Linked DNA regions of Mus musculus: all the other regions are linked to region 4. A link is a loop called in an ENCODE intact Hi-C map of the cell type or tissue named here. Cell type or tissue: heart. All regions are shown on one strand.

Region 1 (5,000 bases), 100 kb after region 4:
TTGGCCAAACACAGGGAGGGCGTGGTGAATGAGAGAATATGGAGTAAGGGTGCTGGGGAGCCAGGTGTGTGTGGTAGATGTGAGGAGTGTGCTAGGTAGGTCAGGCTCTTGGATATTTTTGTAGTCTGGTCTCATTGTCGTCACAGCAGCTGCAGAGGACAGGTCTGTTGCTCCTGGTTACAGCGGAGACAGGACATTTAGACTATTAACTTCCTCATGTTGTAGCTGCCACAGGGCTTGCACATCTCCTCTGGAGATGGTTGAGGCTGGAGAGGTTGGTGTAGCGAGCCTATCTAGTGAGATATTGTCTCAAAAGGGTGGAGCTCCAGAGGGAGCTCGAAGAGTTTGCAGAGACGCTTGTCCCAGCTTGTCCCATCCTTGCACAGCATGGTACTGTCACTAGCCCCAGGTTTGGCATGGCTGAGGGCAAGCCCTCCTGCTTGTATTTGTTATGTTTACACTTTTGAAACAGCTCTAGGCTTGCTTCTGTCCAGTCCAGTCCAGCTCTCTGCTTGGCTACTCATCCTTCAGGTCTTTAAGGCTTGCCCTAGCCCCCATCCCAGCAGTTTGTCATGAAGCATGTTATATCATAAGGACACTTCCTGCTTTAATGTCACCAGGCTGCCCTTGCAACACCATGGAAGAAAGCCAGTACTCTAACAGGTTTTTACTGTAGTCTACAGCTTGAGGACTGAGAAAGCACAGATCTTTCAAGGGCAAAAGTCTTTGTTGTTGACACTCAGGGACACATTTCAGTTTTCAGAGGAGTGACTTTGCGGGACGGGGGACAGGCTTGCCAGGAGGATCTGAGCTGCTAGGGATGGGTTGGGGCTCTTCCATGATGGAGACTGCCTTGACAGACCTAGGACTTTAAACTTACAATCTGGGCACATCCCCTCACTGGACTCCCCCATTTTCCTTTTGAGACAACATCTCACTCTGACCCAGGCTGGCTTTGAAATTTCTATTCTGCCTCAGTCTCACAAGGGCTGGGCTTATAGTATGTGCCTGTCTGGAGGCCTGGGGGTGATAGTAGTACTGGGTATCAAACCCAAGGCTTCCTGCATTCAAGGCAACCATTATAACATTGAGTTACATGTCAACCCCTTTTATTTGAGATAGTGTCTCTCTTAGGGTAGTTTCTAATGCCTGGCTTCCCCTGGCCTCTATCATCCTTAGCTGGTATCACAGGCCTGTTCTACCAGGAGCAGCTGGATTTGCATTTAGTCTTACAACTATGAAGCCCACTTCACTCTCATTGTATTAATGGGAATGTAGTCGGTATTTATAACAGTTACATTAAAATGTCACACTTGAAAATGGAGGCATTACAGGTGTGTGTGTGTGTGTGTGTGTGTGTGTGTGTGTGTAACACTTGAAAGTTCTAAGGCAGGCCCGGGAACTGATAGGGGACAACTCAATTTCCTTACATTGATTTATATGAGTATACGAGGGAGAAAGACGACTTTTTTTAGACTGCCTCATGAAGCTCAGGCTGACCCTGAGTTCCTGACCCTCTTGCCTCAAATCTCTCATATGCTAGGATTACTGGTGTGTGCTGTCACACCTGCCTGAGTTTTGGTAGCGTAGGCTACAAAGTGAGATATTGTCTCAAAAGGAAGAAAAATGTGCCTAGATTTTAAGTTTAAATTTCTAGGCCAATTTCCCACCATGGAGAAGCCACATCTTCATTGCCAGCAGCCCAATTTCTTCTGGCTTCCCTATGAAACCCTAGAATCTTGGGCATGCTAGGCCAGGCCAGCTTGTTATCCTCCATGCTATATATCCTCAAACCTGAAAGATTTGGAATATAGTGAAAAATCTCCAGATTGGGACTGGAGAGATGGCTTGGAGGTTAAGAATGATTGCTGCTATTGCACAGGACTGAAGTTCAATTCTCAGCACCCAGTCAAACAACTCAAAAGCCCCTGTAATTCCAGGTCCAGAGGATCCACTGGCTTCTGGGCGTATCCGCTAACACATGGCATACACAGACACTTCAAATAAAAATATAAAGGGCCCCCAATGGAGGAGCTAGAGAAAGCACCCAAGGAACTAAAGGGAACTGCAACCCTATAGGTGGAACAACAATATGAACTAACTAGTACCCCGGAGCTCTTGTCTCTAGCTGCATATGTATCAAAAGATGGCCCAGTAGGCCATCACTGGAAAGAGAGGCCCATTAGACTTGCAAACTTTATATGCCCCAGTACAGGGGAACGCCAGGGCAAAAAAAGGGGAGTGGGAAGGTGGGTATGGGGAACTTTTGGGATAGCATTGGAAATGTAAATGAGGAAAATACCTATTAAAAATGAGAAAAAATATAAATAAATGAAATTGAGTCTTTTTGTTGTTGTTTTTCTCTGTCTTACCATGTAGCACTGGCTCTGGAATCCACCAGGCTGGTCTCAAGCACACTGAGAGCCACTTACTGGCCTCTGCCTCTGGTGCTGGGGATAAAAAGTGTGCGCAACCACAACATAAGAGCAAATATAATATTTTATATATATATATCGTCTTTCCAAAAGAAAAAAAAGGAGACTATCTTCAAATCCCTGAAAAGAACCTCACATAAGCTCAGGAATCCTGAGAATGGAGCACTACCGGGCCAACCCCGTGCCCCTGCTTATCCCAGAGTGCTCGAGTCAGGCGCATGCGCAGTCGCGCACGGAACCCAGGCGCGCCGGAACCCTGTGAGCAGATCCAGGCCCTGGCGGAGGCGGTCCGACTGCGAACTCTTCCGACACCAGTGACATGAGGCTGTGGCCGCAGGCATGGGGTGCCGTCCGGGGCGCTTGGCGCGAGTGCTTCCCTCTGCAAGGTCACGATGTAGCACGCTGGTTCCCCGGCCACATGGCCAAGGGTGAGGCCAGCATGGGCTGCAGGCGGCACGGGCGCCGGTCCTGGCGGTTCCTTGGTTCGCCTTCCTGGCATCGGGTTGGAGAGCTGTTTTGTGCTTGATACTTTTGAGACGCACTGAGTGGTCCCTTTAAGTCACATGCAAGCTGATGTCTGAGTTTATAGGTCACAACTTGGCCCCAGGCAGCTGTAGACGTAGTGCGGTCCTAGGCTGCTGTTTGCTGTGGTCTTGGCTGCCGCAGCCATGCGAGATTATAGTGTGTGGCAGAAAAGGCGCCGGGAGTGTGAGTGGACAGGTGGCAGTTGCGGTGCGGAGCCTCAGTGTTTCTGTGCAGTGAGGGTATTAAGTCCGCACAGTATCAGGAACTTCCTGATTAAGACCATCTTGTGTGAAATGTACCTTCCAGAACCATCGGGGCACCGTGGAACGTGGCTCAGAATGCTGCCTCCTTTAACCCTGTGTGCACTGATGGTTCTCAGATGTATTCCCCTAGGAGAACTTAAACTTGCCCCCTTTGGCTGTTTCCTTAGTGCCCCTCTATTTTCTAGGACTAAAGAAGATGCAGAGCAGTCTGAAGTCGGTGGATTGTGTTATCGAGGTTCATGACGCCAGGATATCCTTTTACGCTGTAGAGGGGAGCACCTCTGCTCGACTGTAAAGGCAGCAGCAGGATGCTTTCCTGGTTCCTCTCCATCTCCTTCAGACAGTTTAGTCTGCTCTGCCTCTGGTCCATCATTATGTCTACAGCTGCGACAGCTTCTTTTGTAATTACTGGGACATAAAGCAGTGTTTTCCAATTCTCATTACACATTAGAGTTCCCGGGAGGCTTTTACATCAATAGCTAGGGCCCTTTTAGATCAGAATCTCCCTCGTGGGGTCTAGGCTGGTGTTTTTATTTTTAGGCTCCCATCTGATATCTCTCCCCCCCCCCCCCCCCCAGACAGGGTTTCTCTTTATAGCCCTGGCTGTCCTGGAACTCACTCTGTAGACCAGGCTGACCTTGAACTCAGAAATCCGCCTGCCTCTGCCTCCCAAGTGCTGGGATTAAAGGCGTGTGCCACTACGCCCGGCCCATCTGATATCTTATTTGTCTCAGCCTCTTGTTTACTTTGATATTTTTAGGGGTAAATTATGAAACCGGAGATGAAATGATCCTACTAACCTGTCCTTTCCTCTTGTCCTTAATTGAAGAATTGGCAAGTTACAATCATGTCTACTGGCAGGTGCTTCTCAGACTGTTTGTTGCATTTAAGCTGTGTTTGGTTTCTGTTGGCATGTGAGTTTTTCATCCTGCTTACTTAGCCTTAGAAGAGCGTGGGGATGCCAGACCACCAGGCCCCTGGAACAGCAGCTGGTGGTGGGCGTGGGGACCTGCTGCCACTGGTGGTAGTCTCTGGAAATAGTCATGGAGAATAGGAACTATTTCAGCCTTCAGAGAACTTCAGGAACTTTAGCAATAATACATCTGGTGTATTTGTTTTAGGCTATACATGTCTACTCATCTAATATCACCTGCTGCCAGATGTGACCACCACCACCACCACCACCACCGCCAACCACCACTATTGACATAGGGTCTAACACTGTAGTCTTGACTGGCCTGAAGCTCACTATGTAGACCAGGATGACCTGGAACTCACATAGATCTGTGTGCAAGGAGTAAAGTTGTGTCCACCATTCCTCCCAATATTTGATTATTTAAAAAGTAAAACTTTGTTATTTTCAGCATGTATGATGAGAGAACTGTCCTCCTTCAGTCTCTGGAACACTTAACTGAATCTAGGATGTGGCAGGAGGTCTGTGCTGGGTAGCGGTTTCTGTAGCATCTTAGGACAGGAGCCTGGAGACTTGGGTTTGTGAATGGATTGGTCAGCTGTGAAAGAGGGACTATCTAGATGGAGGTAGCAGCTTAACTGGGTGCCAGATGGGACAGGCAGAGGCCTTAGGATCCTTGTACCAGATCCTACTGGGAGGGCTGAAGGGGCAGAAGCCCCATTCTGCCTATGTCACATGGTGGAGTCCCACATCAGACTGGGATAGCTGAGGATAGCTGTGGGCAGCAGCATCTCCAGTGAGGATGGGTGGTGTTTGAGGTTATCTGGGTGGGATTTCACAGGAGTCACCATTTCTTAAATGTTC
Region 2 (5,000 bases), 66 kb after region 4:
GTTGGAGGGACCTTGTCTGAAAGTCCTCTAGGTGGACTCCTGATTTGAGTCCCTCATCAGGAGATAGCCAGGAGGCAGCAGCAATGGAACCCTGGTCTTCTAGGCTCCAATCTTCTGGTTCTCCTGATGCTGGAGTTTCAAGGATCCAGAGACAAGGGGTATCTTTTATATCTCTTCTCTGTCTGAGCCTGTGATGGACAAGGTGCCTGTTGGGTATGAACTCAGCTCAGCAAGCCTTTAGATCAGTGATTCTCAACCTTCCTGTCATGGTTGAATATGCTTGGGCCCAGGAGTGGCACTATTTGGAGGTGTGGCCTTGTTGGAGTAGGTGTGTCACTGTGGGCATGGGCTTTAAGTTCTCATCCTAGCTCACTGGAAGCCAGTCTTCCACTAGCAGCCTTCAGATGAAGATGTAGAACTCTCAGCTCTGCCTGCACCATGCCTGCCTGGATGCTGCCATGCTCCCACCTTGATGGTAATGGACTGAACCTCTGAACCTGTAAGCCAGCTCAATTAAATGTTGTCCTTATAGGCATTGCCTTGGTCACGGTGTCTGTTCACAGTAGTGAAACCCTAAGACACTTCCTGATGTTGTGACTACTTTTTAATACCTTATGCTGAAGTGACCTCTAACCACATTATTTTCATTACTATTTTATAACTGTAATTTTGTACTGTTACAAATTGTTACATAAATATCTTTGGTTTTTTTATCTGCCTTCAAAGTCCCCTGCTTAGGACAAGAGTACTCAAGGGGTCCTGCTCAGACCAAACGGCTCCTTTGGAGAATAGGTGTGTCCCCTGCCAGGCAGGGATGTGGGCTGTGTGACAGGCAGACCTTAGCAAGAATGAGGTGGCAAAGAGCAAGACCTAGGGTGAGGGTGTACATCTATAGGTTAGAGGGGACCCCATCCTGGAGCCCACAATCCTCTGGCTCAAATGGGACCAACTCCCAGGGCGGATAGGATAAGTCAGGATTCTGGGGGGAAGAGGCTTGGGAAGAGAGGGAGGTGGCCACAGGGCTCAGACACACCTCTTCCCTGTCCACTCCCACGATTCACCCTTCAGAGCCCAGATGCCAGGAGACAGAGCGTCCCATGGTTGGGGCTGCACTCACTTTACAGTCAGCTTCGAGAAGAAGGGATTCATAACGCTTCCATATCGGGGTCTGCAGGCCCTTCTCCTTGTCACTGGGCACCAGGTCCATGACAGCAGCCTGGGGAGACAGGGGTGAGCTCTGCGGCCTCAGGCACCTCCCTGGCTCCTCTGAGGGAGGGGGCCCTTTTGGCATATATAGCCATATGAAATCTAGCAAAGGGGAAACGGGCCCGGATCAGCAGCTCAGCCTTTGGTCCTCACCGGGCTTTCCACGTAGGTGTCCAGGGGCAGGAGCCTCAGCACAGCCTCCAGAAGCTGTGGGATGTCCAGGCCTAGGAGGGCAGAGCTGGGTTCAGGCTTTTGCTCCCACCATGACCTGCAACCCCACCTGTCTACAACTTTCATTTTTGGACCACAAAATTTAAGCAACCAGCCAACCGGAATGAGGGGCCAGGATAGAGAGGCCACGGAACCAGGACTGTTTGCACCCCAGCCCTGTGGTGCTCATACCCCAGCCCCGTGGTGCTCACCGTCTGCTCGGATCTCCACAGGTCCGCACTGGCAGATGGAGGAGGTAGGGAAGTTCGCATCAGCAAGGACTGGAAAGACAGAAAGGCGAAAGATGGGCTGGAATCAGTGCAGTTCTCCCTCCCAGATGGTCACCTTACATAGTCACAGATATCTACAAGCCACACATCCCTGTGCACTAGCACAGTCCACCCACCATCTGGGATGTCCTCAAGCCAGACCAGTATATCTCTCTCACTCCAGTTAGTGGGTCAGATCGTGGGCCACCCCGTAATCCCTTTCAGATGGTTAAGAAAAAAGAAAGAGAGAAGGAGAGAGAAGGAGAGAGAGAGAGAGAGAGAGAGAGAGAGAGAGAGAGAGAGAGAGAGAGAGAGAGAGGCCTCTGTGTTTTCCCGCCTTGCCCTAGAGCACCTGACCACGGATCAAGAAACGGGCAGATCTCCCGGTAGCCTGGGAAGTCATGTGGGACGTCTGGGAATTACCCCGCCGCTGAACTTGGACCTGGTTTGCCCTTCTTGTAGTTCTATGACCTGGTCCAATCTCAGGCCTCAGCTCAGCTCTTTCCTCAAGCAGCTGAATAGCTTCCTGCTCCGAAGGGCAAGATGATTGCGGCAGTGTCCACAGTCTTTCCTGAACGCTACCAGTTAAGGGCTCCTACGAGGATCGCACCCCTGTCAGAGGGCCGCGCTGCCAGCTTTTCGTGCTCACCAATTTCGTCTCCATGCCCCATCCGCGCAAGCGCGAACAACAGCTCAGGAGACAGCACCTTCGGGATGCCCTTGAGCGCAACCATGGCCGCAGGATTGGTAGGGGGCGGGTGTTGTCATCCGGGCGGTGCCACATGGATTGGGGCGGGGCCAGAGGAGAGGCGGGCCCAACAGCTGGGTAACTGGGGTGACATGCAAAACTCTGAAGCCAGGCAGATTGCGGGAAAGTTCAGAAAATAAGTTTGTGTGGGAAGCAGAAAAATGCCTTAAGAAGCATCCGTGAAAACTGGTCAGGCACAGCCTTAGCCCAATGATCTCTGATGCCCCAATCCAGATGGCTCTGGTATGGCTGGCCACTGCTGTCCAGCTTGGTGGCAGTGATAGGTAAAGTGTGAGAGGTAAGGGGAGGGCTTTCTGCTTCGGTTGTGAATGCCTTCAAGGGATTAGGACCAGTCCAGGAGGCAAGCCAGTAGAAGCAAAACCAAATCAAACCCCCAGGTTGCACTGGGCCTGGAGACCAAATAGTTTTAAGTAGCTGAGAGCATCACCAGGGGAGAGCCTTCTTAGGGTAGTCTGCACACATCGAATTTTCTTGAACTCTAAAGCCAGGAGTCAGCTAGAAGCTGATGGCTCTGGGTGGGTTCCTATTCTGCTAGAGCAGACCTAACACAACGGCCTGGGAGAGCTATGCTAGACCCAGGGTTGAGCCGAATTTCCCACGAGACATCTTAAACACTGTCCCACTTTTCAGAATCAAATGACTGAGGTATGTGCTCAGTGAACACACAGAAATTAAACCAATGAGGGGCTGGAGAGATGGTTCAGTGGGTAAGAGCACTGGCTGCTCTTCCAAGGGACTTGGGGTTGGTGGTTCACAGCCATCTGTAACTCCAGTTCCAAGGGATCCATAGCTTGTTTCTGGCCTCTGAGGCACCAGGCACAGATGTGGTACACAGGGATGAATGCAGGAACAGCATTTGCAAAAAAGCATATTTTAAAAGAACAAAATAGGGGTTGGTGAGATGGCTCAGTGGGTAAGAGCACCCAACTGCTCTTCCGAAGGTCCGAAGTTCAAATCCCAGCAACCACATGGTGGCTCACAACCATCCGTAATGAGATCTGACTCCCTCTTCTGGAGTGTCTGAAGACAGCTACAGTGTACTTACATATAATAATAATAAAAAAAGAACAAAATAAAACGAATGATTAATGATTTCAATGCGTCAGTTTCAAGGCTTCCCCTATTGGGTGGTTGCCATCTTTGCCTGTTTATTCTATGCTGTGTGTCAATCAATGGCTAACACATACTTTCTTGTGTGCCCAGCTTTAATAAGTGAACACTGGGGCTGGAGAGATGGCTCAATGGTTAAAAGCACTAGCTGCTCTTCCAGTGGACCCAGGTTTGATCCCTATCACCCACGTGGTGGCTCGAAACTGTCTATAACTACAGTTTGAGGGAATCCAATGCCCTCTTCTAGGGAAAAGTGAGCTTTACCAGGAGAAAGGCCCTGAGGTCTGGCTCCCAGAACAGGAAGCTCTGGTTGGGTGACACGGTGGACCATGTCACTTACCACGGTCTGGACTCTGTATTAACTTCATAACAAACTTTGAGTACTTGGTTATGATGTATGTCTTAATCTGGAGTTTAGGCAGGTCTCAACCCTCAAACTCTCCAAACCCCATTCTTGTTTATTTGAGATAAGGTCTCACTATGTAGCCCCCAGCTGGCCTTTCCCCACTGGGTGAAATTTGTGCAAACATCTGCAGTTCAGATGGAAATTGCTTCCGTATGAGTCTCCACTCTCACACTGATGGGTACTGAAGGTGCTGCAGAGTGGCTCTGACGCCCTTCTGCCACAGCAATTAGGTAGTCATTTCCCCACAAGGACGCTCTGGGCATAGCAGATCTTGGGATCCTAGCCAAAATTCTACCAAAATGCTAGGGCCAGGGTAGAAGGTCACTCTCTATACTGGCTGGTTTTGTGTGTCAACTTGACCCAAACTGGAGTTATCACAGAGAAAGGAACCCCCCTTGAGGAAACGCCTCCATGAGACCCAGCTGTAAGGCATTTTCCCAATTAATGATCAAGGGGAGAGGGCCCAGCCCACTATGGGTGGTGCCATCCTTGGGCTGATAGTCCTGGGTTCTATAAGAAAGCAAGCTGAGCAAGCCGGGGGATACAATCCAGTAAACAACACTCCTCCATGGCATCTACATCATAACCTGCCTTCAAGTTCCTGACCTGCTTGAGTTCCAGTCCTGACTTCCTTTGGTGATGAACAGCAATGTGGAAGTATAAGCTGAATAAATCCTTTCCTCCCCAACTTACTTCTTGGTCATGAAGTTTTGTGCAGGAATAGAAACCCTGACTAAGACACTGTCCTACCATGCACTGTAGCCCAGATGGTGGGAAGCCAGGCACTGTCCATATGTATTATCTGGCTCAGGATGGGGGAATGCAAGTGCAGTCACAGTTATCTGGAAGGCGGAATCAGGACTGCTTACATTCGGGAGTTCAAGACATATACATGTTGATCAATATGTATACGCAATATGCATATGAGATGGCTTAAAAATAAGTATCACATTACTGTGAGAATAAATGACAAGTCTTCATCTCAGTATAAGATATTAGGCTTTAAACACATCTACTACAACTCGAATGA
Region 3 (5,000 bases), 89 kb after region 4:
ACCAGCCCAGGGACGGCACCACCCATAATGGGCTGGGCTCTCCACCCTTGATCTCTGATTGAGAAAAAGTCTTACAGCTGGATCCCATGGAGGCGTTTCCTCAAGGGAGATTCTTTTCTCTGTGATAACTCCAGCTGTGTCGAGTTGACTCACAAACCCAGCCAGTACACTGAGCTTATCAGAATCTTCAAGGCACAAGGAAGACTTCCAAATAGTGGCTAAAGCTAGTTCCATAAAACCAGGAAAAGACATAAAACGAGTCACAATGCAGAAAGTCTCCAAGAACACAACACACAGAAACCAAAACCTAAAACTGAGAGACAGACAGAACGACAGCAAGCTCAGCATTCCACTCAGCTTGGCTGGAACTGTGTCAAGCAGCTTGCTAGCTTTATGACTTTTGCTATTTCCAGGGGATGTGGCTGTTTAAACTGTCCCTGCCCTGTACCGCTAGAGGCCCAGCGTGTTACTACCAGCCACTTTGTTAAAAGTTTCAACTTCGACTTTCCTGTATCCCACAGAAATTAAAATAGGAATTAGTAAATGAACTGTCTACTCACAGTTTGACCGCAGACTCCGCCTTTCCTCTAGCAGGGTCACAATGGTACAGGAAAGGCCAGGCATGGTGGGTGCATGGCAACCCCATGAGGGCAGTGCAGAAAATGCATAGCAAGTTTCAGGCCAGCCTGGGCTAACTGAGATCTCCATTTTTCATGATTGTGATCCCTCCCAAACATAAAACCAATTATGTAGAAAAGATTAAAGAGAAGCTAGGAAATATACACATTAACTTATCCAGTCTGTAGGGGAAGGGTACTTGGGTCCCAGGCTGTTCTCTATTAACAGAATTTTAAAGGATCTTTTATTTACCTTGTAACATTTTCATACATATAAATGAGATCTCTTGATGATATTTATTTTTAACTCTCTTTCCCACTCCCCCAAGCATCTTCAACATATCCTCTCCCTCTTCGTGGCTCCTCCTCCTTTTTGTAATTCACTGAATCTAATTAGTGCTGCTTGTTAGGATGTTGATAGATCTTGGCTTGATACTGTGTAGGTCATCATTGCTACAGAATGTTCATGGCCACCTCATGGCCAGAAGTCAGCATCTCATAACATTCGTCTTGATCTTCTGGTTGTTACATTTTTAAGAAAAACTTTAAAAATATTTATTAGCTTTTAGTTTATGTGTGTACATCATGCATGCATGGTTGCCCATAGAGGCTGGAAGGGGGATTCCTGGAGCCAGAGTGACAGGGCTTGTGAACCACCTGATGTGGGTGCTCAGCTGGGAACTGAACTCCAGTCCTCTGGAAGAGCAACGTGGGATCTCTCCACTCCATGGATCTTACACTCTTTCCCTTTCCTCTCCTTGATGTTCCCTGAGCGTTGAGGGTGGGGGTGGGGAGGCTGAGACAGATACTTCATTTAATGTTGTACACTCATAGGTCACTTATTCTCAGCTCGCGGACTAGTTGTGAGTCTCTGTACTAGTTGCTGCTCACTGCAGAAGAAGCACCTCTGGCCAAGGTTGAGAGAAGCATGAAAACCCAACATTTTAAAGGCAAAACCCAACATTTAAAAGGCAGTCTGATAACAGGATCATTTAGCAAAACAGCAGAAGGTCCCTGACAGTCCTGTAGCATGTGGGAATTGACACAGAGCAATGCCGCTGATAACTTTTTTCCTACAGCAGCCTGCATAGCAGCTTTTGACACTATGCAAACTAGCAAGCAGGAGGGAAGTTTTCATGTCTGCTCCAACTTGATTTTCTATGTCTTGTGAAACCAACTTGTTAGAAGTTTTAAAACTGTGTAGAGGAAAATAGTGAGTATTAAAGACTGGCATTTTTAATGAACCAGACCAGGTAGCTCTTTGTCTCCAGGTTAGTTTCCTCAATGTAGGGTGGGATGCTTTTGGTATCTTTGCTTGGGAGGGCAGCTTCAACTCCCAACTCCCAAGATCCAGTTAAACACTCTAACTTAGAAAGTGAACAAGAGTGATGTTTTGTAGCTGAGGGGAGGGCATGTGCCTCCTGCCCTTACCATATATCCTCTTCAGACGCGGATTTATGCCCAGTTCCCATCTATGTCAGAGCCATCACCCCCTCCCCATAGCATACAACCAGTGAGTTTTATTTCTCTATACCACAGCTAGTAGCTCTGAGTGAATGAGGGGATCAAGTACGTTGGTCAAGGACATTTTTGCCCCTCAGCCTGCTGAGTGGTTGGCCAAAACAGTGTTCTTAGCTTACAAGATCCCTGTCTTTGTGCTTTGGGTCAGCATGGTTACAGGACAGAACTTATCTTCTAAGCGGGTTGATTCACTGTGAGCCGACAGGCCAGTGGAAAGGAGACTAGAGCTATGGCGCACTCTATGCTCTGATACGAACCAGGAAGGATGCTTCTGGAAGACTATGCATCTCTATGGGGTTCTAGGCTCACACTGCCTAGTAGTAGCTACAGCCACACCCTTCTTAAGTAGACTATAGGCGGGTCCAAACAGGAGGAGGGCTGCTCAGAGCACTTGGAGCTTGAGCGCTTCTGGGAGCCGCAAGCCTACGTGGACCACACAGTGAAGGCCAAGGGACATCCATCTCCTCTCCTTCAGTCCAGTTCCGAATGTTCACCAAGGCTTTCCTCCCGTCTTGGCCCCTCCTCTGCTCCCCATAGGCCCCGCCCCTCGTCCCACCTCCAGTCCCACGCACACTCACTCGCTCCTTTCTACACAACCCCGCCTTCTTCCCCGCCTCTGGCCCCGCCCCGCCCGCCTCTGCTAAGGCGCCTAAGGCCAGGTCTCTGGAGGACCCTGAGCTAGCCATGGCGTTCCCTGGCCCGCGGGTGCTGGTGGTGGGCAGCGGCATCGCGGGGCTGGGCGCTGCGCAGAAGCTCTGCAGCCACCGGGCTGCTCCACACCTGCGGGTTCTGGAGGCCACCGCCAGCGCCGGGGGCCGCATCCGCTCGGAACGCTGCTTCGGTAACCGCTCCTTGGTCGACCCCAGACCCCATCCGGTTCCTACTGAGCCAGGAAGCCTTCCTTTTTTGGCTCCCGGAGTAAAGGAACACACCCTCCGTTCACTGAGCCTGGAAAGTCAACTGCCTAAAGTTAGGAGAGTACTCTCTAGGGAAGGCAACCTAGGGTCCCGCAGTTGCTTTGCTCAGCTTTGGGGTTTCTCGGGTTTCTCCTTAAGTGAAGGAAGCCTGTACAGGCTGTCTCGCCCCTCCCCAGGAGTTCCCGAAATCTGGTCTGACCAAGCCATGCCTTTAGGAACTACTTTACCCTGAGGAACAGGACCCTTGGTCCTGGTATACAAGGGGACCATGTGACTCTCAAGGTGTTCCTAGAGTATGCTTGCGAAAGGGTGGGGCTGCTTTTTCTGGGGAGAGGGCCTCCAGGTAGCATTTCCTGTGCCCTCCTAGGTGGTGTAGTGGAGCTGGGTGCACACTGGATCCATGGGCCCTCCCAGGACAATCCTGTCTTCCAGCTGGCTGCAGAATTCGGGCTCCTGGGGGAGAAAGAATTATCGGAAGAGAACCAGCTTGTGGATACAGGAGGGCACGTGGCCCTGCCCTCCATGATCTGGTCCAGCTCTGGAACAAGTGTGAGCCTGGAGCTGATGACAGAGATGGCCCGTCTGTTCTATGGACTGATAGAGCGGACCCGAGAATTCCTGAATGAATCTGAAACCCCAATGGCCAGTGTTGGAGAGTTCCTGAAGAAGGAGATAAGTCAGCAGGTGGCTAGCTGGACCGAGGATGATGAGGACACCAGAAAGCGCAAGCTGGCTATCCTGAATACTTTCTTCAACATAGAGTGTTGTGTGAGCGGCACCCACAGCATGGACCTGGTGGCTCTTGCACCGTTCGGGGAGTATACAGTGCTGCCTGGGCTGGATTGCATCTTGGCTGGGTATGGGCCATAGCCCTGCCAGCTCTGTCCCTACTGTCCAGGCAGAGGCACTAGACTGGAGAAAGGAGGGAGAAGGGGAGAGAGGAGGAGGCTTGGAGCGGGCAGGTGAGGGCACTGCCCTCCCCATTCAGAGGGATTGGTTTCTCTTTCTCCTAGTTGTGTTTAAGCAAAGATTCGTCTAGGGAATTGAGGAGGAAGTATCTTGAATGCTCATTTCTTCTGATATCCTAGGGTAGCTCCTGTGCCAGGTGTTACTCAAGGGCCTTCAAGTGCAGAGAAGCCAAGCAGGCTCCTTCCCTATGGCAGGCAGGCTTGTGCTTGCTTCTAGGAACAAAGACATTGATTGGGCGGGGCTGGTCTCCTATACCTCCCACCCACACCCCTAACATCAGGCCCAAGGCTTCTGTCTAGGAGATAGGATTTGTGATGTAGGAAGTGTGCAAACCTGGGGCTGGTGTGGTGGTGGGGAACTCCGGTTCTCATGGGAACCAGTCAGTGTTGTGTTCATTGACTTATGGGACCCTCATTAGTCCGGATGCAGATGTTAATGGTTCTGTGTTTTAAGGGGTTGCCTCTCTTTCTGGCTCTGAGCGATGCTCCTCTGGATGCTGGTGGCATCTTGGGTGGCTTATTTCTGCCAGTTCCCCTTCCAGGGCCTGTTTCACAGACACATCAACTTCTGTCTCTCCTAGTGGCTACCAAGGACTTACCGACCGCATACTGGCTTCCTTGCCCAAGGATACGGTCGCTTTTGACAAGCCGGTGAAGACCATTCACTGGAATGGGTCCTTCCAGGAAGCTGCTTTTCCAGGGGAGACCTTCCCCGTATTGGTGGAGTGTGAAGATGGTGCCCGCCTGCCTGCACATCATGTCATTGTCACAGTGCCATTAGGTAGAAATCACTTATCCTGATTAAGCTGCCTGTCTATATCCCTATCCCAGGCATCACAGGCCTCTGGTTCTTCTCCTTCTTTGGCTCTGGATATTTATTGAGCTGCTGAGTTCATGTTTTCATGCTAAGGATCTCCAGGTGAATAAAAGTACTCCACCATAATTTTTGGCAGTTGTAGCCGTCCTGCCTCACCTGG
Region 4 (5,000 bases):
CACCTTGGCACTGTGGGCAGAGACTGTGGTTGTGACATACGGCGTCCGGTTCTTCTGCAGCAGGTCAATGTAGACCTCAGCCCCATCCCCGCCATGGATGCGGAGCAGGCTGAGCAGCTCATTGACATCATGGTGAATCCGAAATTCGCTCATAGTTTAGCTCTGAGACACCAACATAACCAAGTTTTCCTGAAGGCAGAAAGAAAGGTGTTTATAACATTAAAACCTAAAGTTGTTCCGACTGACTCAAGCCTTTGTCAGAAAGACCATTGCCAAGGTGACGTCAACCGCCAGCCTCTCCCCTTCCCTGGCAGGCTGGTCTATCAAAACTCTGCTGAGATCTTGCCGTACCCGTGCCCACAGAGCTTCCAACTGTTTCCCAGCTTACACGACCACTTAAGGAGCCAGTTGTACCAGGTAAATCACTGAAATGGACCCCTCGAGCCTGGTTCTCCTACTTCCGTCCATCGTCATGTGACCCTGGGCGACCAGGGGGCAGATCTGCTATTTTATCTGAGTTTTTCTGGCCCTTGCCTGGTAGACACAACGATCTTGCCCTTGGGGGAGCTGGCACAGGCCAAGGCTACTGTCTCTGTCCAGACATATTAAAACTTCCCACTCCTAAGGCCATACCCAGGTCTTAAACCATAAACTGTTCATGATTTGCAGATAGTTACAAGAAAGGGGGCTTCTCTCATCTCTAAATAGCTTCCTTTAAGCCTTTAGATATGTCTCAGGAGAGACACTCTTGGCAGTTACCTGGCAAGGGACAGGGACAGTCATGTTAATACAATTGTCCTACATACAGGGAGACAAAGCTACAGTTGAAAGGTACACCTGTAAAGAAGGCTGACCGAGTCTTAACAGCCTGCCTGCTTGACCTTCTGACATCCCTGGGTATCTATCTCTATTAATCACCACAGATGTTCTAGAGGAAGCACAACTTATTTATTAGCAAGTCTGGCATAACCAATCATGAGCAAGTCAGGTGCATACTTTTAACGGCCAATGATTAAAACAAAGTTGGGGTGGAGGTAGAGAGGTATGAAGAGGGAAGATTCTGGAGCAGAGGTTCCCGACCTGTGGGTCAAGACCCCACAACTCTTCCACCGGCATCACGTGTCAGATATCTTACATATCAAGTACTTACAGGATGATTCGTAACAGTAGTAAGGCAATAGTTTTATGGTTGGGGGTCAGCAATACACGCACTGTTGTATTAAAGGGTCGAAGCATTAGGAAGGTTGAGAACCACTACAGGCTCCTAGATAATAAAACCAGCCTGTGCCGGTTGGCTTTTGTACACTTGACACAAACCTAGACATATCTGAGAAGATGGAATCTCCATTGAGAAACTGTTTCTATCAGATTTAGCCTGTAATCAATACCTATGGGGCATCTCTTTGATTGATGACTAATGGGGGAAGGCCTGGATCACTGTGTGTGGGGGTGCCACCCCCTGAGCAAGAAAGCAGGCTGGCCTGGGTGTGTGTGAGTGTGTGTGTGTGTGAGACATTCACCTTTAATCCCCAGCACTTAGGAAGCACAGACAGTCACAGATCTCCTAGTTCAAGACCAGTCTGGTCTCAGAACAAGCCAGGACTACACAGTAAAAAACAAACAAAAGCCCCCAAACAAAACACCTAACCAAGCCGGGCAGTGGTGGCGCATGCCTTTAATCCCAGCACTTGGGAGGCAGAGGCAGGTGGATTTCTGAGTTTGAGGTCAGCCTGGTCTAACAAAGTGAGTTGTCCAGGACAGCCAGGATACACAAAGAAACCCTGTCTCGAAAACAAAAAACAAAAAACAAAACAAAACACCTAACCAAGACATGGCCTGTCAAAAACATTTTATCATTTGCAAAATGTCAAGAATCCAAATACTTTTACAGAGACAAAAGTGAGAGAGATGATATCACGCCTGGTCATAAGCAGCTGTCTAAAGACATAGAAACGCTCATTTCCAGGGCTTAATTACAGAAAGGCTTTCCTTCCTTCATCCCTCCCTCCTTCTCTTCTTCGCCCCCCCGCCCGTGCCTCTCCCTGCTCCCCAGGTCCCTCTCCTTAGGGGGAAGGTTTTACTATAAATAAGAGAGAAAACATCCAGAGACATTTGGAAGAATCCAGAACAGAGAGAAAGAGAAACAGACCGAGCAAGGCCTGGGCTGAGAGAGAGGGAGAATAATCCCAAAAGGCTTTCATTTGTATCTATTAAACAGTAGCGTCCCTTCTTTCTTGACACTTATATTCATACTGGGGGAGGGTGACCTACTTTGGTAGAGGAGCAAAGTTAAAGCCCCTCAAAGTGTCAGCCGCACGTTTCGATCGTCTTTTTGTTTAGGTTAGGGTTTCTTTCCACACCTGTCTCTACTGCAGCAGGCCCTGATCCCTTCACCCCTGAACCCCGAGCACCAGCAGCAGATGCAGAAAACCCGCAGGCCAGCACCGCAGTCACCGCGGGGCTGTCAAGAGAGGAGTCACACTAACCACGAACTTCCCAAGGCCACTGCCTCCAATTGGACTCCTGGAGAGGACTGAAAGAGCCAGAGAGGCAGTCGCACCGTGGAGCGAGACAAGCCCGGGCTGGCGGACGGAACCGCCGGCGGCAGAGGCCCAAGAGAATCAGGCTCTTCCCCGCTGCAGGCCAGCCTGGCTCCGGTACCCGATCCCGCGCCCGGCTCCAGCCCCGCCCTTCTCCGACCAGTTCCCGCCACAACACAGACCCAGCCCTGACTCACCTCCGCGCGTCGCGTCCCGCCCCGCAGGGTCGCCACAGGAAGTTAGTAGACGTCACGTCCGTCACCACCCCTCCGACGGTGGCCGAAGGGCCGCGGCGGCCGTGGTGATGTTGCTTCCCCCTGCACTATATTCCCGCCTGGCCGGGGAGCCGGGGGCAGCCGAACCGCTGCCCGTGGAGAGGAACCCTGCGGCTGGGGAGGCACCCTTCCGATTCGCGCCGCGTGCCGTGCGCTTCCCGCGGGATCACGAATTCTTCGAGGTGCGTGACAACCCGGGCGGAAGATGTCCTGAGCCCCACAGGGAGGGGCCTAGAAGCAAGACTGTCGCTGTGGGCGGGGCTTGTGGGGACCGGACCTGTGGACCGGATCAAGGGGCTGGACACAGCTCTATGGGTTGGGGCGTGGCTCCGAGCTGTAGGGCGTGGCTTCGATGCCGGAGTCCACCCACAGCTCTTGACGCGTGTCTTCTGTAGGATGGGGATGTGCAGCGGCACCTGTACTTGCAGGACATGCTCACGCAAGTGTCCGAGACGCCGGAAAAATCCATGTGAGCACCTTGGCTTCGAGGCCTTACTCGGCTTGCTAGCGCTATCCTGATTCCTCCTCTCTCGTCCGCTTACACCCTGGGACTCCGACCCCTCCCAGTTGACACCCGAGTAGCATCCACTTAGCACCACCCTGCCCTAACAGGAGCATGGCTTGGCTGGACTTCCCTCCCCTAGTCTGTTAGTAAGGTTTGGGGTGGCACAAGAAGCGCTCTTCTTGTTTCAGGCTCAGCTGGAATATGGGTAAGAAGTTCCGCCGGAATTCCTGCCTTGGGATAGTTGGGGGAAGGGGGAAACATTCTTCCAAGAGACACACCTCCTTTCCCAGGGTGCCTGAGTTCACCTGTCAGGTGGCTGGCTGTTGCCAAGTGTTTGCCGCCATAGAAGACTACCAGCACCACTACCACATGATGCATGGAAACACCTGCTCCTTCTGCAACCGTGCCTTCCCCTCTGGGCATTTGCTGGATGTCCACATCCTGGAATGGCACGACTCTCTGTTTCAGATCCTGGCCCAGAGGCAAGACATGGTGGGTGCTGACTGCACTGGGTGCATCTGCAGTGGTGACTGGGATTAGGGCTTAGGGCAGGGTGAGAGTAGAGGTGACACTTTATTCTTTGTAGTACCAGTGCTTGGTTGAAAGCTGCCCAGAGAAGTTCAAGACCAGCCAAGACCGGAAGGATCACATGGTGAGGCTACACCTGTACCCTGCGGATTTCCGATTTGATAAGCCCAAGACGAACAGAGGGTACGTGAGGGACCCAGTTGTGACTGTCCCCAGTCTTAAGCCTGGGAACAGACACTGTAATCAAATCTTAGTGAGGACACTAACAGAGCAGAGGGTGAGGTGCTAGCAAGTGCTTGTGCTGGTGTGGTGTCTTCCATGGCCCTCTGATGCTACCAGCAGGGCACTGGGGACTGTCCCAAGTGTGTGTGCTTTTCCCATGGAATCCCCTGTGTGCTCTTCACACTTCTCCCATGGAACCCCCTAGGGTTTCTCTCTCTCTCTCTCTCTCTCTCTCTCTCTCTCTCTGCTTACTTTTATAAACTTGCCAACAAAGCTGTCTGTTAGCATGACTGTTTAGACTGCCCTAAGGAGAATAATTCCTGGAATAACTTTTAGAATAATGCTTCTTTGCTTCCTTTAAAAAGTGACTCCTTTCCATGAACTCCCATGATCCTTTGGTAGTGCATTGATGAGGTGACAGCTCATTCTGTGAAGTGCATAAGTTTGCGGTTCAATCCCTAGCACCTACCTTAAAAATCCAAGTATGGCGTGCACCATACAATGCTAGCACCATGAAAGTGAAGACAGAGAGTTCTGGAGTTAGGCCAGCCAGCTTAGCCTCATCTGTGAGCTCTGAGTCCCAGTGAGAGACCTCGTCTCATCCAGGTAGATGGCTCCTAGGAAATGGCACCTGAGGTTGTCTTTGGTCCTCAACATATAAACGTACACCACACACATGAGTATATACACCTAAGCACACACACAAAGACAAACAAATAAAATGTGTCTGAATTGGAGTCTGTTTTCAATCATGCAGAGCCCCATTGCACGGTGGAGTGCTTCAGGAGATCTGAGTCTTCAATACTTGTCGATTTCTACAGAGCTGGATTAGCTCATTGGAAGTAGTGGCAAGAATCTATGTTATCTAGTTGATTTTAGTAAATCTCTCCCTCGTGGAAAGACATTTGGGGGCTGGGCTATAACTCAGTA
Region 5 (5,000 bases), 80 kb after region 4:
AAGAACAACAACAACATGGAAGAAAGAAACTTTTGATCTTTGCCTGCTTGCTCTCACTCTTGATGGCAAGTTCACCTAATTTTTTGTTTGTTTGTTTTGGTTGTTTTGAGACAAGGTTTCTCTGGCTGTCTTGGATTTCACTATGTAGACCAGTCTGGCCTGGACTCAGAGATCTGCCTGCCTCTGCCTCCCAAGTGCTGAGATTAAAAGTGTGTGCCACCACCAGGTAACTAATCTACTCTTAAGGCACTCCTTCTCTGGTGTTTGAACCTAGTTCTTCAAGATTCCAATATACACTTAAGACCCTCAGCTCTCTAGCAGTTTTCTGGACTCCAAAATCAGATTGGGCCTGCTGAGATATTTAGTCTCTTGGACTGAATAACTACTGAATCCTTGGCCTTTCTTTCAGGAAACATCCATTGTTGGACTACTCAGACCACAACCTGTAAGCCACTCTAATACCCCCCCTCCCAACGAATAGATAATATATATATATATATATATTCATTCTATCAGTTCTGTACTGAAACAGGTATTGACAGGGAATTGTGTACTATGCTTACTGCTCCAGCCTGTAGCTCTGGATATGATCTATCCAGACATGGTGGCGGCGGCACAGACCTTTAACCCTAGCACGCAGGAAACAGATGCAGGTGCATCTTCCTGAGTTCCAGGTTAACCTGGTCTAGTTCCAGGCCAGCCAGAGCTACATAGTGAGATAGTGTCTCAACAAACGATCAAAGGAACGAAAAGGAAAACTCTAGCACAGAACATTCACCCTCTCCCCATATGCCTGCACTTTCCAGAGCAGACAGCAGGCGGGAGCCAGCCAGAGCCCGGGCCTGCTGGAGCAGTATGCCTGGTGGGACAGAGACTGATCCAATGCACCATTTGTTCTAGGAGATCTGGAGGGCCAACCAGCTCAGACTTGGGGAGTGCAGCCCACAGACTTAAGGTGAGGGAGGTAAACCTGAGAGTGAAGGTCTGTGTTCTGGGTGATTTGTTCCGTTGTAACTTAAGTGTGAGGTACGTTACTGAACAGTAGGCTGTCTACCATTCCGGGAAGCAGGACATGACAGCCAATCCAGGTTGGGATTCAGGAGGAACCCTTGCCCCAGAACGTGGTTAAGAATTCACAGTGGACCCAGAAACTTAGGATACCCAAGATATAAGATACAATTTGCTAAACGCATGAAACTCAAGAAGAACGAAGACCAAAGTGTGGACACTTTGCCCCTTCTTAGAATTGGGAACAAAACACCCATGGAAGGAGTTACAGAGACAAAGTTTGGAGCTGAGACAAAAGGATGGACCATCTAGAGACTGCTATATCCGGGGATCCATCCCATAATCAGCTTCCAAACGCTGACCCCATTGCATACACTAGCATGATTTTGCTGAAAGGACCCAGATATGGCTGTCTCTTGTGAGACTATGCCGGGGCCTAGCGAACACAGAAGTGGATGCTCACAGTCAGCTATTGGATGGATCACAGGGCCCCCAATGGAGGAGCTAGAGAAAATACCCAAGGAGCTAAAGGTGCAACCCTATAGGTAGAACAACATTATGAGCTAACCAGTACCCCGGAGCTCTTGACTCTAGCCGCATATGTATCAAAAGATGGCCTAGTCGGCCATCAACAGAAAGAGGCCCATTGGACTTGCAAACTTTATATGCCCCAGTACAGGGGAACGCCAGGGCCAAAAAGTGGGAGTGGGTGGGTAGGGGAGTGGTGGGGAGGGTATGGGGAACTTTTGGGATAGCATTGGAAATGTAAATGAGGAAAATACTAAATAAAAAATATTAAAAAAAAATTCACAGTGGAGTACTAGAAGTCTGTAGAGGAGTTGAGCCAAGGAGTGGGAAGGGAGGAACTATTCAGCTGGCTAGGAAGGAAAGTGGGTGTGTCGGTATGGGCTACGCTGATTGGGTGGCTTGAAGGACACGATCAGGAGAGACTGTGGAAACAGCAGAGACTAGACAGGAGGCACTATGGACAAACCTTTCCCAATACCCAGGCTGTCTTACTTAACCTACTTTCACATTCTCTTAAAGCTACCTAAACACATGGGATTTCACAACCAACATGCATGTTCCCAGCTGACACTCATAAAAGTTCGAGCGTTGAGAAGCTATTACACCCAGAGCCCTCCCACTAGACATGGCTTCGAGGTGCTAGGATCTGGCTGGGCTTGTAAGGTGAGACTAAGGTCAGACTGAGGAGCGGGGAACGGGGTAAGGAATTGGGAAGGGGTCAGTCGAGCGCTGGAGTTGGAGGCTCAGAAGGAAGATCACCAAGCTAGAGTCAGTGGTCACTTGCAGGAAATCTGGGTTTAGTGTGGGGATGCGTACTCGAATCCAGGGTCCAGGTACTTCAGAGTCAAGTGTTGGGAGTGCATGCTTGTGGAAGTAGGGGGTCAGACAAAAGATCTAGAGTTAGGAGAGAAGGGCCAGGATCAAGTGAGGATGCGTGCAGGCCGGGGTTTAGGGACCACCCAGAGGTTATGGGTGGAGAAACCACCCAACGTGGGTGGGGTGACGCACCCCGCCGGTGTCCGCACTCACCCGAGGCGAAGCGCCGTAGTTCTGGGCAGCGGACTGAGGACAACAGTGAGCTACAGGCTCTGGGCAGCAGAGCACGCAGGGCCGCCATGGCGGAGAGACGATGTGTTCCGCCCACAGAATCGCCCCGCCTGCAGAATCGCTCCGCCCCAGATCCCAGGCGGGATGAAGACGGAAGCTTAAGGGGTGGACCCGTGACCTGAGCGGGCTGGTACAGAGGGCGGGGTGGGGCAGCGTGGGGTGCTGGGCTGCGGTTCTTGGAGTAGTCTGTTAATTGCATCACTTTGGTGGTGTGCCCTTGGCGGGTGCCCGGTTTACGAAGCCAGACTGGGAGACATGGCTGTGCCCTTTCCCCTGTGATGGCCGTATGCTTTCGTTCTTGACCAGGGGAAAAACTACGGGAAGACGCGATCACAGATACAGTAATAAAGCATAAAGCGGTAAAGTGCAAGACGGTTTTGTTTAGCTTTGTGTGAGGGTCTTACTTCATAGCCCTGGTTGGCTGGAACCCTCCTTATGGGCCAGGCTGTTTCTCAATCTCACAGAGATCCATTTGCCTCTGCCTTCCAAATGCTTGGATTAAAGGCATGAGCCATTATACCCTGCTCCAGAGGTATTCTTTACATGACAACTGACTAGCTTCATAACACCAGGTTAGAAATAGCTGTGATTTTACAAGATGAGAAGATTTCACATAAATTTAAAAGAAAGCCAATGTTTTGTTCACGTAAATTATCTTGAATTATAACTTAAAAATATTTAGCAAGTATTATCAGGCCTTCATTTGTATTCTTGCCCTGGTCCTGCAAACCCTAGGATAGAGATAAAGGACAGAATCTCCAGACAAAAGCAAGCTTGATACTGTTATGCCGGGAAGTTTGTGAACCCCAAAAGTCCACCAAGGAGCCTTTTCGATGTAATAGTATTAGGGTCTCTATTACAGGCTCAGGCTTGGGCCCTCTCCTCCAACTCAACCCTGACACAGCAGGACAGGAAGGGAAGGCAGAGAAGCCTTGAACTCTCATCTGGACAGGGCTTTACAAGAAATGGAAGGTAAGAGAGGGGGTGTCCATCTTGGAAAGTATCTAACTGAAGGTCTATTGTAAGCCGACTGTATTCAGTCACAAAGGGTCTGAAAGTGCATCTGAAACAATCAGGCTAGTCTTTGTTTTACTGTTGTTAGGAAGTAGCTACAGAGTAACGCTGGCCAAGGACAAGCCATGGGGTCTTTCCTGGTACGTGGGTACAACCTGGGTTCTTCTGTAGGTCAAGTTCTCAGGCTTTTTTTTTTTTTTTCTTTTAGATAGAGGCTGGTCCCAAGATGGAGTAGGTTTGGATTCTCAATACTTTAAAGAAAACAATCCAAACCAGAATAGAACAGTCAGCAAACTTTATTTCAAGACTAAGATAGAATATAAACAGAAACAGACCACCACCAAACCTTTGCTCCAGGTCTCTGTGTTAGCATAGGCTAAGCAACCATGACAGTAGTTCCAAAATGAAATGTCTCAAACACAATTTATTTAACAACCCAGGACTGGTGTTGAGGTTAGGTGCCTAATATTCTCTTGAGTTTAGGGACAAAGGAATAAACACCTAAAGAGTGAGAATATTGTATTTGTCAGGGTTCTCTAAAGGAATAGAACTGATATAATTCTCTCTCTCTCTCTCTCTCTCTCACACACACACACACACACACACACACACACACACGTTTTCTGGGATGCTTTAAAAACTGCAAATACTGGGCTGGAAAGATGGCTCAGAGATTCGGAGCACTGGCTGCTGTTCCAGAGATCCTGAGTTCAATCCCCAACAACCACATGGCTTGCAGCCATCTGTAATGAGATCTGGGACTCTTTTGTGTGTGTGTGTGTGTGTGTGTGTGTGTGTGTGTGTGTGTGTGTACTTATGATTAGAATGGCTTACAGGCTTTGGCCCAGTTAACCCAATAGTGTCTGTCTCCTGATAGCAAGTTCAAGAATCCAATAGTTCAGTCCACAAGGCTGGAGGGCTCAGCTGGTCTTCAGCGTAGTTGGAATCCAGAAGATGTAGCTCTAATATTGATGAGGAAATCCTCAGGATCAGGCTGTAAAAACTGGCCAGTGAGAACGAGGGTGAGCAGGCAGAAAGCAAAGACTTCTTTCTTCTGTGCTCTTTATATAGGGTGCATGAGAGATTTTTCTTGGTTGGATCATTCGAGGTAAGAAGACCAGATATAGGCTTACCTTCCTACCTCAAATGATCCAAGAAAAATCCCTCACAGATGTTCCCTGTGATGTAGTCACATTGGCAATTAAGAACAGCCACCACAACTATCAAGGACTTTGGCAAAATTAAAAAACTTCTGTTTCAGAGGAGACCATCAAGGTCGAGACACAAGACACAAGCAAGATGAGAGAAACTTTTCTACAAGTCTTACATCTGGTAAAGGTCTT

Evidence for each region. A loop is a pair of places that touch in the nucleus more often than their neighbours do. Peaks named below come from ENCODE experiments on the same cell type or tissue, not always from the same donor. Only the 100,000 strongest peaks of a DNase experiment are listed, where the experiment ranks them.
Region 1: a loop joins it to region 4, with 3 times the contacts of the local background. A loop is called at or near these places in 4 of 42 quality-filtered maps.
Region 2: a loop joins it to region 4, with 10 times the contacts of the local background. A loop is called at or near these places in 5 of 42 quality-filtered maps.
Region 3: it touches region 4 in a loop (2.5-fold over the local background); 7 of 42 quality-filtered maps call a loop at or near these places.
Region 5: it touches region 4 in a loop (1.9-fold over the local background); 7 of 42 quality-filtered maps call a loop at or near these places.

The regions. Positions count from the first base shown.
Region 1 is chr7:140,134,911-140,139,910 of GRCm38, forward strand. Mtg1 (mitochondrial ribosome-associated GTPase 1) reads left to right here and starts at 2,654. Exons shown (of 11, transcript NM_199301.2): 1 at 2,654-2,863; 2 at 3,409-3,473. The coding sequence starts at 2,755. In heart, a CTCF peak has its summit at 2,710; a DNase peak (open chromatin) is centred at 2,781; H3K4me3 peaks cover 1,390 bases; H3K27ac peaks cover 1,299 bases.
Region 2 is chr7:140,099,973-140,104,972 of GRCm38, forward strand. Fuom (fucose mutarotase) reads right to left here and starts at 2,434. Exons shown (of 6, transcript NM_026928.4): 1 at 2,335-2,434; 2 at 1,629-1,697; 3 at 1,360-1,430; 4 at 1,118-1,216. The coding sequence starts at 2,419. In heart, no CTCF peak of the experiment used is centred here; a DNase peak (open chromatin) is centred at 2,359; H3K4me3 peaks cover 1,387 bases; H3K27ac peaks cover 1,328 bases.
Region 3 is chr7:140,122,904-140,127,903 of GRCm38, forward strand. It overlaps Paox (polyamine oxidase (exo-N4-amino)), which reads left to right and starts at 2,782. Exons shown (of 7, transcript NM_153783.4): 1 at 2,782-2,979; 2 at 3,423-3,912; 3 at 4,605-4,804. The coding sequence starts at 2,823. In heart, no CTCF peak of the experiment used is centred here; DNase peaks (open chromatin) are centred at 98, 2,748, 3,248 and 4,248; H3K4me3 peaks cover 1,399 bases; H3K27ac peaks cover 1,062 bases.
Region 4 is chr7:140,033,610-140,038,609 of GRCm38, forward strand. It overlaps Tubgcp2 (tubulin, gamma complex associated protein 2), which reads right to left and starts at 3,065. Exons shown (of 18, transcript NM_001286007.1): 1 at 2,738-3,065; 2 at 4-189. The coding sequence starts at 153. Zfp511 (zinc finger protein 511) reads left to right here and starts at 2,782. Exons shown (of 6, transcript NM_027201.1): 1 at 2,782-2,997; 2 at 3,211-3,284; 3 at 3,611-3,812; 4 at 3,907-4,031. The coding sequence starts at 2,845. In heart, no CTCF peak of the experiment used is centred here; DNase peaks (open chromatin) are centred at 2,802 and 3,072; H3K4me3 peaks cover 2,747 bases; H3K27ac peaks cover 1,534 bases.
Region 5 is chr7:140,113,742-140,118,741 of GRCm38, forward strand. Echs1 (enoyl Coenzyme A hydratase, short chain, 1, mitochondrial) reads right to left here and starts at 2,680. Exons shown (of 8, transcript NM_053119.3): 1 at 2,566-2,680. The coding sequence starts at 2,653. It also overlaps a transcript of Paox not described here. In heart, no CTCF peak of the experiment used is centred here; DNase peaks (open chromatin) are centred at 1,930 and 2,750; H3K4me3 peaks cover 1,704 bases; H3K27ac peaks cover 1,923 bases.